2 separate regions of the Homo sapiens genome follow, and region 2 is linked to region 1. Evidence: chromatin loops called from intact Hi-C (ENCODE). Cell type or tissue: PC-3. All regions are shown on one strand. Links, peaks and the distances in the headings refer to the core of each region. The heading gives the core; the rest is flanking DNA. Region 1 overlaps ALK (ALK receptor tyrosine kinase). Region 2 overlaps ALK (ALK receptor tyrosine kinase).

What was found. A loop is a pair of places that touch in the nucleus more often than their neighbours do. Peaks named below come from ENCODE experiments on the same cell type or tissue, not always from the same donor. Only the 100,000 strongest peaks of a DNase experiment are listed, where the experiment ranks them.
Region 2: it touches region 1 in a loop (4-fold over the local background); 17 of 110 quality-filtered maps call a loop at or near these places.

The regions. Positions count from the first base shown.
Region 1 is chr2:29,832,864-29,838,243 of GRCh38, reverse strand. The region is part of intron 1 of ALK (ALK receptor tyrosine kinase); the gene reads left to right. Among named protein-coding and RNA genes, the nearest start is that of ALK, 86 kb to the left of the region's middle. In PC-3, for the core only: no CTCF peak of the experiment used is centred there; a DNase peak (open chromatin) is centred at 3,373; H3K4me3 peaks cover 368 bases; H3K27ac peaks cover 1,428 bases.
Region 2 is chr2:29,236,197-29,241,576 of GRCh38, reverse strand. It overlaps ALK (ALK receptor tyrosine kinase), which reads left to right. Exons shown (of 29, transcript NM_004304.5): 13 at 1,747-1,897. Among named protein-coding and RNA genes, the nearest start is that of CLIP4, 120 kb to the right of the region's middle. In PC-3, for the core only: CTCF peaks have their summits at 2,664 and 2,869; a DNase peak (open chromatin) is centred at 2,866.

The DNA of each region.
Region 1 (5,380 bases), core at 321-5,320:
TACACTGCTTAATATTTTTCCATAGATCACTGTGGCTCTGCTCCTTTTTTTCCTTTTTAACATTTTTCTACTCTTTAGTTTTGATAGTTCCTATGACTGCTCTTCAAGTTCACTAATCTTTTCTTCTGCAGTGTCCTCTGTTGTTAAGCCCATCCAGTGAACTTTTCATTTTAGATATTGTATTTCTCTGTTCTAGAATTGCAGATGGATTCTTTTTAAAATTTTTTTGCTTACCATTTCTCCATTGTAATTGTTTCTTTGTTTCTTTATTAAATTCATATTTTCCCTTAAATATATGAACAACTTACAATACCTATTTTAAAGTCATTTAAATGAATGCTAATCAATTCTTCTCTATCAGTTCTGATTTGTTTCTATTGACTGGCTTTTCTTCTGGAAATGAGTCACATTTTCTTTCTTCTTTGCCTATCTGGTAATTTTTGATTGTATGCTAGACATTATTGGTGTTACATTATTGACTGCCTTGGTTGTATTGTCTTCCTTAATAAATAGTTGAATTTTGTTCTGGCAGGCAATTTACTTGTGAATCAGTTTAGTCCTTTTGAAGCTTGCTTTTAAGCTTTTAAAGAGATGATCTAAAGTAGTCTTTAACCTAGGGCTAGTTTAGGTCTACTCCTAAGCATGGACTTTCTGGGGCTTCTATGAATTTATCGAGGATTCTCCACAGTCTTGTGCCATCTCCAGTAGATTGGGGTACAGTATCTTGCAGTTATGGGAGCAATTATCTTTGGTAATTTTTCTTTCTCTAGTAGATATTTTCCTGGCTCTGTGAAGTCTTATACTGCACATGTGCAGCACAGTATTCAGCCAAAGACTCAAGGGAATACCTATGCACATATGTAGATCTCATTGTTTGCACTGCTCCCTTCTTTCTGGTGCCATATCCTACAAATTCCAGGCACCTCAGTAGCTCCAAATCCCAATATCTCTTCCCTGGCCTCAGCAAGACCATGTTTTGGCCTTCTTTTGTGATGTCACTCTCCAACAAGTGCCTCCAGATAGAAAATGAGGTCAATTCCATGCCTTACCTTATCTGTTTCCCTACAGAAAATTATCTGTATAATTCCGGATAGGCTAAGTTATACTGTGAAACATACAACTCTCAAAATATCAGTGGTTTAAAACAACAGAGGACAACTTCTAGTTCATAATACCTCTCTATCAAAAGTTGAGGGGGATGTCTGTGTTCACAGTGGGATCAGGGATTACAGTCCTTTACTGCCTGCTGTCCAGTGTTTGAAAGCAGTTATTTAATATGAATATTTTTTAGTTTCAAAAATGTTTGCACTAGGACACATAGCTCTGTACCAGTTATTTTATCTTGACCAAAGTGAAAGAACACATAAAGTAATGCTGTCAGTTCATTTTGCATATGGAGGAACTGTAGCATTGACCATGGATTACCTAAGAGCTCCATATTAAGCTGGAATAACAGTGACATTTTTCAGCTCCTGGTTTCTCCAACCAACCATGTAATCTCTAGTAGAAAGTAAATAGATTTTGGAGCTAAATTGATATTCATGAAAACCAAAGCATGTTTCACAAGGAGGTAACAGATTAGGGGTCTAAGCTCTGATTTGCTGCAGTAGCCATTAGTGAAGTTCTTCCTTATTCTGGCTTAAGGTGATATTACACTTACTTATACTTAGCAGGACAAACTCTCTTCTAGTTGGATGGGGCCACAAAATTAGCTCTGGCTAGGGAGTTGTGAGCAGAAGTGGTATATGTCAGTTCTGAGTGAACACTTATTGCTGACACGAGCATTCCAATCTCTATTTTTTTCATGGTGACTAGCAGTGTTCAAAATGGTGACTCGGTCAGCCTGGGTCTCTAAGTGACTAATGTTAGCAGAGAGCCCCTCTCTACTTTCAATGGCCGGGTAGTATGAGCAAGAGGTAGTTCTCTATTATGTCCAACCACTGCAATTTTTGAGGTTTGTATATTTTCATAATGTAATTTAGCCTAACCTGAGTGATACAGATAACTTTGATAAAATTTGCTATTTTGATTGTCTAGGTTGGTTCCCCAGAAGCAGACCCTGAAGTGAGAATTAGTATACAAGGGACTTATTAAAAGAAGTGCTCCCTGGGAACATTGCTAAGGAAGTGCAGGAAGCAGGATGGGGAAGGGAAGAAGCTGAGTTATGGAATGATCTCAGGCAAAACCCCCTCATTTGTCATGCTGCAGCATGATCTACAGGGGAGCTATGGAATGGAAGTTGTGCCTCGGTGATGTCTCAACTCAAGGCAAGTGAGTTGGACTATATTAGTCCATTTTCACACTGCCGATAAAGACATACCCAAGACTGGGTGATTTGTAAAGAAAAAGAGGTTTAATGGACTCACAGTTCCGCATGGCTGGGGAGGCCTCACAATCATGGCGGAAGGTGAGGCTTGTCTTACATGGAGGCAGACAAGTAAGAACGAGAGCCAGGCAAAGGGGGTTTCCCCCTATAAAACCATCAGATCTTGTGAGACTTATTGACTACCATGAGAACAATATGGGGGATACCACCCACATGATTCAATTGTGTCCCATCAGGTCCCTCCCATAACTCATGGGAATTATGCGAGCTACCATTCAAGATGAGATTTGAGTGGGGACACAGGCAAACCATATCATGGACTTTCTTATATCCACATACAGTCTGGGTTGGGGAAGGGAGAGTGGTGAATGGGGAATCTGTAGAAGGAGATACACGAACATCTGGATGAAGCACCAGCATGGTATACTACTGTGATCCCAGGGGAGAAAGAAAACACTCCATAACTTCATTTTCAGTTCTGTACAATGGGAAGACACATCGTTTCTTGTCTCTTGTAAGAATGGCATGGAAGAAATGCACAGCAATGTTATTTGAGGGTAGAAATGCTGGTGGTTTCAGTACTCTCAGATGGAAATACCTTTCCCCCCTTATGTTATTAGGTCTTAACTGTCAATATATCCCTATAATATGGCCACTGAATTTTACCCCAAAACGTTTACATTCTCTGCTACTTTCTCAGCCTCTAAATCAGCTTAGAATGAAAAAAAGAGCATCAAAATTTGCCTTCAACTCTTGCTACTTATTATTTGCTAGCTGCTAGCAGGATACTCAGCCTTTTGCTGCACAAAAAGACATGGGTCAAAATTGCTTGTTTCTTTGTCACCACTTGATTTACCCACTCACCAGCCCCGCCTGAATGACTGCTGCCTTTTTATTTGGCTTAGATTGCAAGGCTCTGCGAGCTTGTCTAATGGGGCAGTTTTCTTTACCATGAGCTCTGAATGAGTTACACTGCCTTTGTGCTCTTTTGAAAGGTAAAGCAAATGGAATTTTGCCTGCCATGATTTGAAGTGAAGGTGTGTGATTCTTTTGCTGCAATTGATGGTACTGTTAGTGCTGAAGGCAGATCAGGAAACTCTGGTCTTTCTGTGTTTTGGTGTGACTAATGTGGAAAGACTTCTCAGGTCACCACAGTAAAGTGGTTTGGGACCAACTGCCAATTAGGGGAGTACAGAATCATACCCCTCATTTTCTTTTCCTCCTATTTTTGTGATCTCCCCTCTCTATACTCGCACCCTTTTGGCTTGTTGCCATTTCTAGACAAAGTATTTCCTATTGCAATCTCAGTTTTTCATCTTGATTTTTAAGCTGATAAAATGTCTATTATATTGGCATTATAGCTGATGTCTAAGCAAACTTCACTAAGAACTTTGAAAAATCTTTACTGTTCACTCCCACCCTACTTACTTTCCACATACTGACATTGTCCTAATTGTTTAGAGTTGGTACTTCCCCTAGAATTTTCTGCCTCCAGCTCTGTCAACTCATATACCAAAATAACATGTCAAATCAGTTGAGAAAATTGATGAGACTGGCTACTGCTACTTGGCATTGTGTCAAGCCCACAAAACCTGGCAAAATCAGCTGAATTTTTCACTTTTTTTCTAATTGGGTGAGTACCATGTAGACAATAAACATACTGTGTGATTAGAGCTCTCAGGCAGAAAGAAGCAGTCTCATATTTTCCCCAAACATCATTGGCTGAGAAGTTAGTGGTTTTGACCTTACCAGATGTGTGGCCTTGCTGGTCATATTAATTTAACTAACATTTTAGAGTCTCATACTCCTGACTTATGTCTTAGGATGAGTTTAATAATATTTTATATACCTTTGCAGTTTACAAAGTGCTTTCGTATACCCCATTTTTTCTGCCCAACCATGTGTCCTATTGATTTTGCAGAATTAAACTGTGCTCCCTGGCTTGAGATAATGAGGGCTGGGTTGGGCTGAGGAGTGCAGTTGATATTGGTAATGTCAAAGTCTATAAGAGATCTCGAGTAATCATGTAATTAAGCTTCCAAGGACAATGGCATCAAAACTGTCTAGAGCTGGATGTGGTGAGATATGTTTGTAATTTTTCAAGAAAGGAGATGCTGCATGCTTGAGATGCTTTCAAGGAGATACAGGGTAGACCTGGGCTCCAATCCTGAATCTACCACCTATGAACGGTGTCACCTTGAGTAAATTCTACATCTGTGAGCCTCAGTTTTCTCATTTGTAAAATGGGAGCTAAAATGCCTGGAACATGCAATATAGTCAAGATGAAATGAAACAATGCCTGTGAAGCATGTGCCCAGTGCCTGGCACCTGGTAAGTGCTCCATAAAAGGCAGTGATTATTCTGGGCACTGAAGGATTCTTGCTGTTGGATTTCTTCCTAATGTTTGCTTCCATCTTTTTTAGAAAGCTCAGGATACGGAAAATAAATGAGTGCTTCAACCCAACTAGTGAAAATTCACACTGTAGAGCATGAGAGATGATCGTGTCCAAAGATGGACCTGAAAACAGGCAGATTTCCTATTTTGTTCAGTGTCTTACAGGTTCAGGGCCAAGCCCGGAGGCTGCTGCCTGGAGGCTGCTGCATTATTGATGTGGACTTGCTCCTTGCACAGGTGCCGTGAGGGGTGGTGGAGGAAAATAGAGACACAGGGATGCAGAGCAGGGATGCCTTTTCATCGTTCTTTCAATCTGATACCTGGAGAGATTCCAACAGAGGAGAGGAGAAGAAGGGCCTGATGCTCACTTTCCTTCCAGGCATGAGGGCTCTATGTGGCCGGAGTCCGGAGGTCTTGTCCCCTGACAGCCCTCTCTGTATTCTGTAGTGTGACTCCACTTCCCTACCTCAAGTGCTCTCTGGGCTGTGCACCCACCCACACTGGGCTCTCTTTCTTTCCATGCCCCTGCCTCTGTTGAAAGCCCTCTCCCTACTTCTCTTTGCCCTGTCAATCCCTACACATACTTTAGAGCCCAGCTCAACTGCCGCCTTCTCAGGAAGCAAGCTTCTCCTGATTTCCCAACTACCTGCAGTTTCTTT
Region 2 (5,380 bases), core at 184-5,183, 600 kb after region 1:
CCCTACCCATCTGCAAGCTCCATGTGAAGCCAACATCAGCCTTCCTCACCCCATCACCACACCCCACAACCACCTGTCGCAATCCCCCATCTCCCTCCTGGCCCTAAGCACCTGACGACCCTTATTTTGGCCAGAGATTTGCAGCTTCCCCGGGGCTTTCACCCATGAGCTCCTTTTGTTGGACTATCATGTTGTTTGGAATGAAAATGATTCTTCTCTTACTAGGAAAGGGGCTGGGGCTCAGAGAGGGCACAGGGGCAGGAAATGGCCCCACCTGATCAGGGAGCCCGGGAGCACTCCACTTTGCCTCCTCAACATAGCCACCCTATGGTGAGACTTCTCTTTTCATCATGAAGATCGTCTCCTCAGTTTCTTTGTGAGCTCTTGAAGAGCCTGGAGCTATCTCAGGTTCACAACGCCTTACACCGCTCCCAACATTCAATAAACTCCCATCAATGCCCAGGCACTCACCAGGGCAATGGGCACTAGATTCTCCATTTGCATTCCATGAAGACCTCAGTTCCTTGCCTGCCATGTTCGCAAACAGCCTCTGCAGAAGGGCCGTGGGCTCTGCCTTGTGAGAGCTCCGGGAGGCCCCTCACACACTTGGAAGAAGGGACATTTCCTGGAACTGTAGATAAAGGAGCTACTATGTGCACATGGGCAAAACTGCCTTGCATCTCTTCCTGGTTTTTTGTAAAAGACCTTGGATCTGAATACACATGGATGTGAAAGTCTGCCGAGTCCCATACCCTGGCAGCTGGTCCCTGGGGACACATTTGTTAGCTGGTGCGTTAGCTGTCTTCAAGACATGCCGCTCTTCTGATATGGTTCAGAAGAGAGTTCTTTTCTCCCCATCCTTGCTTGACTTCATTGCAGCAACCTAAGAGGCAGCAGAAATCATCTCCCATCCCCACACTCTGTTTTTATTTTCATCATGATGGGTTGTTTGTTTGCACACATATTTCTCCAGGAGGAGTTACCAGTGAGATGGGAATAGACAGTCGGCTCATATACACTGCTCTCCTCAGTCATTCTGTGAGGAACCTCCTTGTTTCCAGACCCCATGGGGAGACTTTACAACTTTGTACCAAGTCAATTATGGCTACTACCGTCATTAATAATAATAATAATTAACTAATACTAATTGAGTGCTTATTACATGTCAGCCACAATTCTAAGACCACATGTCTTAATTTCTTTAATCCTCATAGCACATGTAGGCTAGGAGGCAAGTTCACTTATTATCCCCATAGTATAGATGAGGAATAGGGAAGTTACTTGTCTAAGGTCACATGAGTCCATTGATCTGGGACAAGGAGAGAAAACCATAATGAGGAAATCCTAGGTATTCAGAAAGCCATCACCCCAATATGCCACATTCATATAGTCTCCTCTCTCTCTCTCTCTCTCTCTCTCTCTCTGCTGTTTCCCTCTCTCTCTCCCCTCCTTCTCTCCCTTCTTCCCTCCCTCCTCCCTGCCCTTTTCCTCTCTTTCTCTCTTGCACCCTTTACTAGTCTTTCACCTTCTTAGTTCTGTGACTGAGGCAACTCCCTGTCCCTCTCTAAACTTGATCGTCCTTTCCTGAAGTGGGGGAGAAGAATCCCTTTCTGCAGGGACTGATATGGGGGAGAACCCTCAGACCACGATGGCGATGTGCTTAGCCCACTGGAAGCTGCTGGGTTGGCAGGAAGGGGGACAGTCTTCATACCACAGCGGGAGCCAACGTTCTTTGTCCCATTGCAGCATCTCGGGCTACGGAGCTGCTGGCGGGAAAGGCGGGAAGAACACCATGATGCGGTCCCACGGCGTGTCTGTGCTGGGCATCTTCAACCTGGAGAAGGATGACATGCTGTACATCCTGGTTGGGCAGCAGGGAGAGGACGCCTGCCCCAGTGTAAGTGCCCAGAGCAGGGGTTTCTCGTCTGCACTCTGTCAGGCCCCGGGAAGGCCTCTTGGAGGCACCAACACTCAACACCCTCCTCCTGGAAGTTCATACCAGGAGAATGAGACAGCAAAGAGTAATTAAACAGCAGCTTTGCAAACTCCCAGCACCCCAGTGGTTCACCTCTTGCCTGTGCTAGGGGGAGGCAGGACCTGGCAGAGCTGGCCATCCTAGCAGGAACTCAGCACCCTGCCAGGTGAATCTCCTGGTTGGGCCAGGCTCCCCCCCTCCCTCACCTGAAGCACAGCTTTTGCTTGGGAAAAGGGGCCAAAGCAGACAGCTATGTTCTAGCACCCAGGACCCCCAGCTCCTTCTCCAGAAACTTATTTGAGAACATCCTTGGCAGAGAGATATGGGAAGAGGGGCTACCGAGAAAGCAGTTTACTTCCACAAAATAAATTCAGGGCTCCTAAGAGCCAGGCCCTGGGCTAGGAGCTGAGGAAGCATGAAAAGTAAAGTTCAGTTTTTCCCTTCTGCTCCTTCGGGGTTAAGGTGAAACGACAGGAGTAAGCTTAGCAAGTGCAACCTTTTGCATAAAAAATGTCTCAACTCCAACTTTTATTTAGCAACTATAATTGGGACTTTCCAACCTAATATAATATATTAAGCCATTAAATTACAGGCTGCTATAATTTTCACGGGAATTTATTGAGTGCTAATGTAATTCCTTCATCTAAGCAGAAAGATTGCATTATCTTCTGCAAGGGACTTTCACTTGATTGGACTGTAATCAGTTATGTCTTTTCACGGGACCGCGTCTTTTTTAAAAATTCAATTGAAATCTAGTTGTTCCTCGGGGTTGCTGCACTTTATCATTTTTATTAATCAATCTACTAGCTCTCAAACTTTGTGGATGCACAGGAAGTTCCCAAGCAGGCAGGAGGAGGCGATTCTGGGCCAGGAACAGAGGGCAGCTCACTCTGCTGGTTGGGCAAGGCATAGCAGGGGCATGTGGGGAGAGTGACTGGTCTTCGCTGTGGCTTCACATCTCCACCTCTGAGGAGGCACTTGGAAAGGGGGAAAAATGGCGGTTGTCAGGCACTACCTCCATCTCCAGTTCTCACTAGGCAGAAAAAATGGTGTCTAGACACAATTCTCAAGATAATGAAGTGGACTCTAAGAATTAAACTGCAGGGGCCGGGTGCGGTGGTTCATGCCTGTAATCCCAGCAAGTTGGAAGGCCAAAGCGGGAGGATCACTTGAGGTCAGAAGTTCGAGACCAGCCTGGCCAACACAGCGAAACCATGTATATACTAAAAATACAAAAATTAGCCAGGTGCGGTGGTGCACACCTGTAGTCCCAGCTACTCAGGAGGCTGAGGCACGAGAATCACTTGAACCCAGGAGGCAGAGGTTGCAGTGAGCCAAGATCGCACCACTGCACTCCAGCCTGGGCAACAGAGCAAAACTCTGTCGCAAAAAGATTAATAAATAAAAAATAATTAAACTGCCGGATGTGGCAGCTTTGCTGGTTCAACTGCACATCTATGGGGGCAGCGGGGAGTTGCCCTTCTATGTACCCGGCCACACTGGAGCTCCTGTGCTGGAAATGGGCTCCAGCTGCTAGAATCCTCCACCCCACCCCCAAACACAGCACATGTGCACATACACAGCCCTCCGTCTTTGCTTCTCCAGTGCCTCCCAAACCTCGCCTGGTGGCATGAGTCTAAATCAGGCTTTCTCAACAGTGGCATTATTGGCATTTTGGAGCAGGTAATTCTTTGTGGCTAGGGGCGGGGATCTGTCCTGTGTATTACAGGATGTTTAGCAGCATCCTTATCCTTTACTCACTTGGTGCCAGTAACAGCCCCCAGAAATGACAATCACAAAAGCCTCCAGACACTTCCAAATGTCCCCTAGGAAGCCAAGTCTGTTCTAAATGTTAAATTCCACCATTACCATCCCCTGCAAGGCAAATATTGTGAAGAGCCAGCCCACAATCCAGACAGCACTCAATTCATTCAAATTTATTTAACCAATATTTATTGAGTACCTACTTAATGCCATCCCTGTTACAGGAACTTGGGATATATTGGTGAACAAAAGAAAGATCTTTGCTCTCAAGGAACTTACATCTGAGGAGAGGGAGGGGGAAATATCTGGGGAAACAGTGACCCCAGCAAAGGCCATGTCCCAGAGGTTCATCGATGCTCAAGGAACACTCGGGCTGGAGGAGAGGGAGCCAAAGGAAGGGTAGGTAAGAGATAAGGCAGAGGTAATAGGGCTGGATCAGGCCACTTTAAGGCATGTTGGAGCCATAGGAGGGTTTTGAGGCAAATGGTGACATAATGTGGTATGTGTGTTAAAAAGCTCACTCTGGCTGCAATGTGAAGAATCTACCATAGAAGAATCTATGGACACAAGGGAAGGGTCAAGACAATGAATTCAAGGGCTATGGCATTAATCCTGGCAAGAGATGATGATGGCTTAGACTAGGATTGTAACAGTGGAGGGGATGAAAAGTGGTTGAATTCTGGGTGTAATTTGAAAGTCAAATCCAAAAGGATTTTCTGCCAGATTGAATGAGAAATTAAGAGAAAGAAAAGAGTCAAGGATGACTCCAAAAATTGTGCCTGAGCCACTGGAAGAAGGGAGCTGCCATCACCTGAGTTAGGGAACACTGTGGAAGGAGCAAATCTGGGGGCAAGATCAGGAGTTCAATATCAGACATGCTGAGTTGTAGAGGCCTGGTAGACAGCCACAGGCAGACAGGTGGACGATGGGAGACAGGCCGCTAGAGTTCAGGAGAGAGGTCCAGGCTGGGGATATAAATATTGGAGAAATTAGCATAAATTTGAGACAGGATGAGATTGCCTAGGATGCAATACGGATAGAGAAGAATGTGAAGACCGAGCTTAAGGGACCCTCAACATTTAGAGGTCAGGAAAAGAAGAGGAACCAGCAAAGCGGGACAAAGAAGAGGAACCAGGGAGGTAGGAGAGGATGCAAGAGGATGGGGAGTCCTGGAAGTCATGTGAGGAAAGGGCGGCAGCTCCTCCAAATGCTGCTACTGGTCCAGCAAGAGCCTTGACCGCTCCCCACCCCCACCTGATCTAAAGGAGACATCAGAAGCAGGGGTGCGGGGGATGAGCATGGGTCAGAAAAGATCTTTCTCTTGTTCACCAATATATCCCAAGTTCCTGTAACAGGGATGGCACAAAGTAGGTACTCAATAAATATTGGTTAAAGAAATTGGCTCTAACTACAGGAAAGCCCATCCTCAAGCCCCACTGCTGTCTCCTCCCCATCCCAGCAATCTCTGGATCTGTTCATGAGGGGAGGGCATCACCTAGGGGTGGAGGTCCCACTGCTGCCCGCAAGCCAAGAGGGGAGATGGAGCAGAGGCCGACGGGGTGGACCTTCTCAGCACCACTGGTTCAGACTGGGCAGCCCCTCCATCTCCAGATGAGGAGGCAAGTCCAGGGAGGCGGGGTG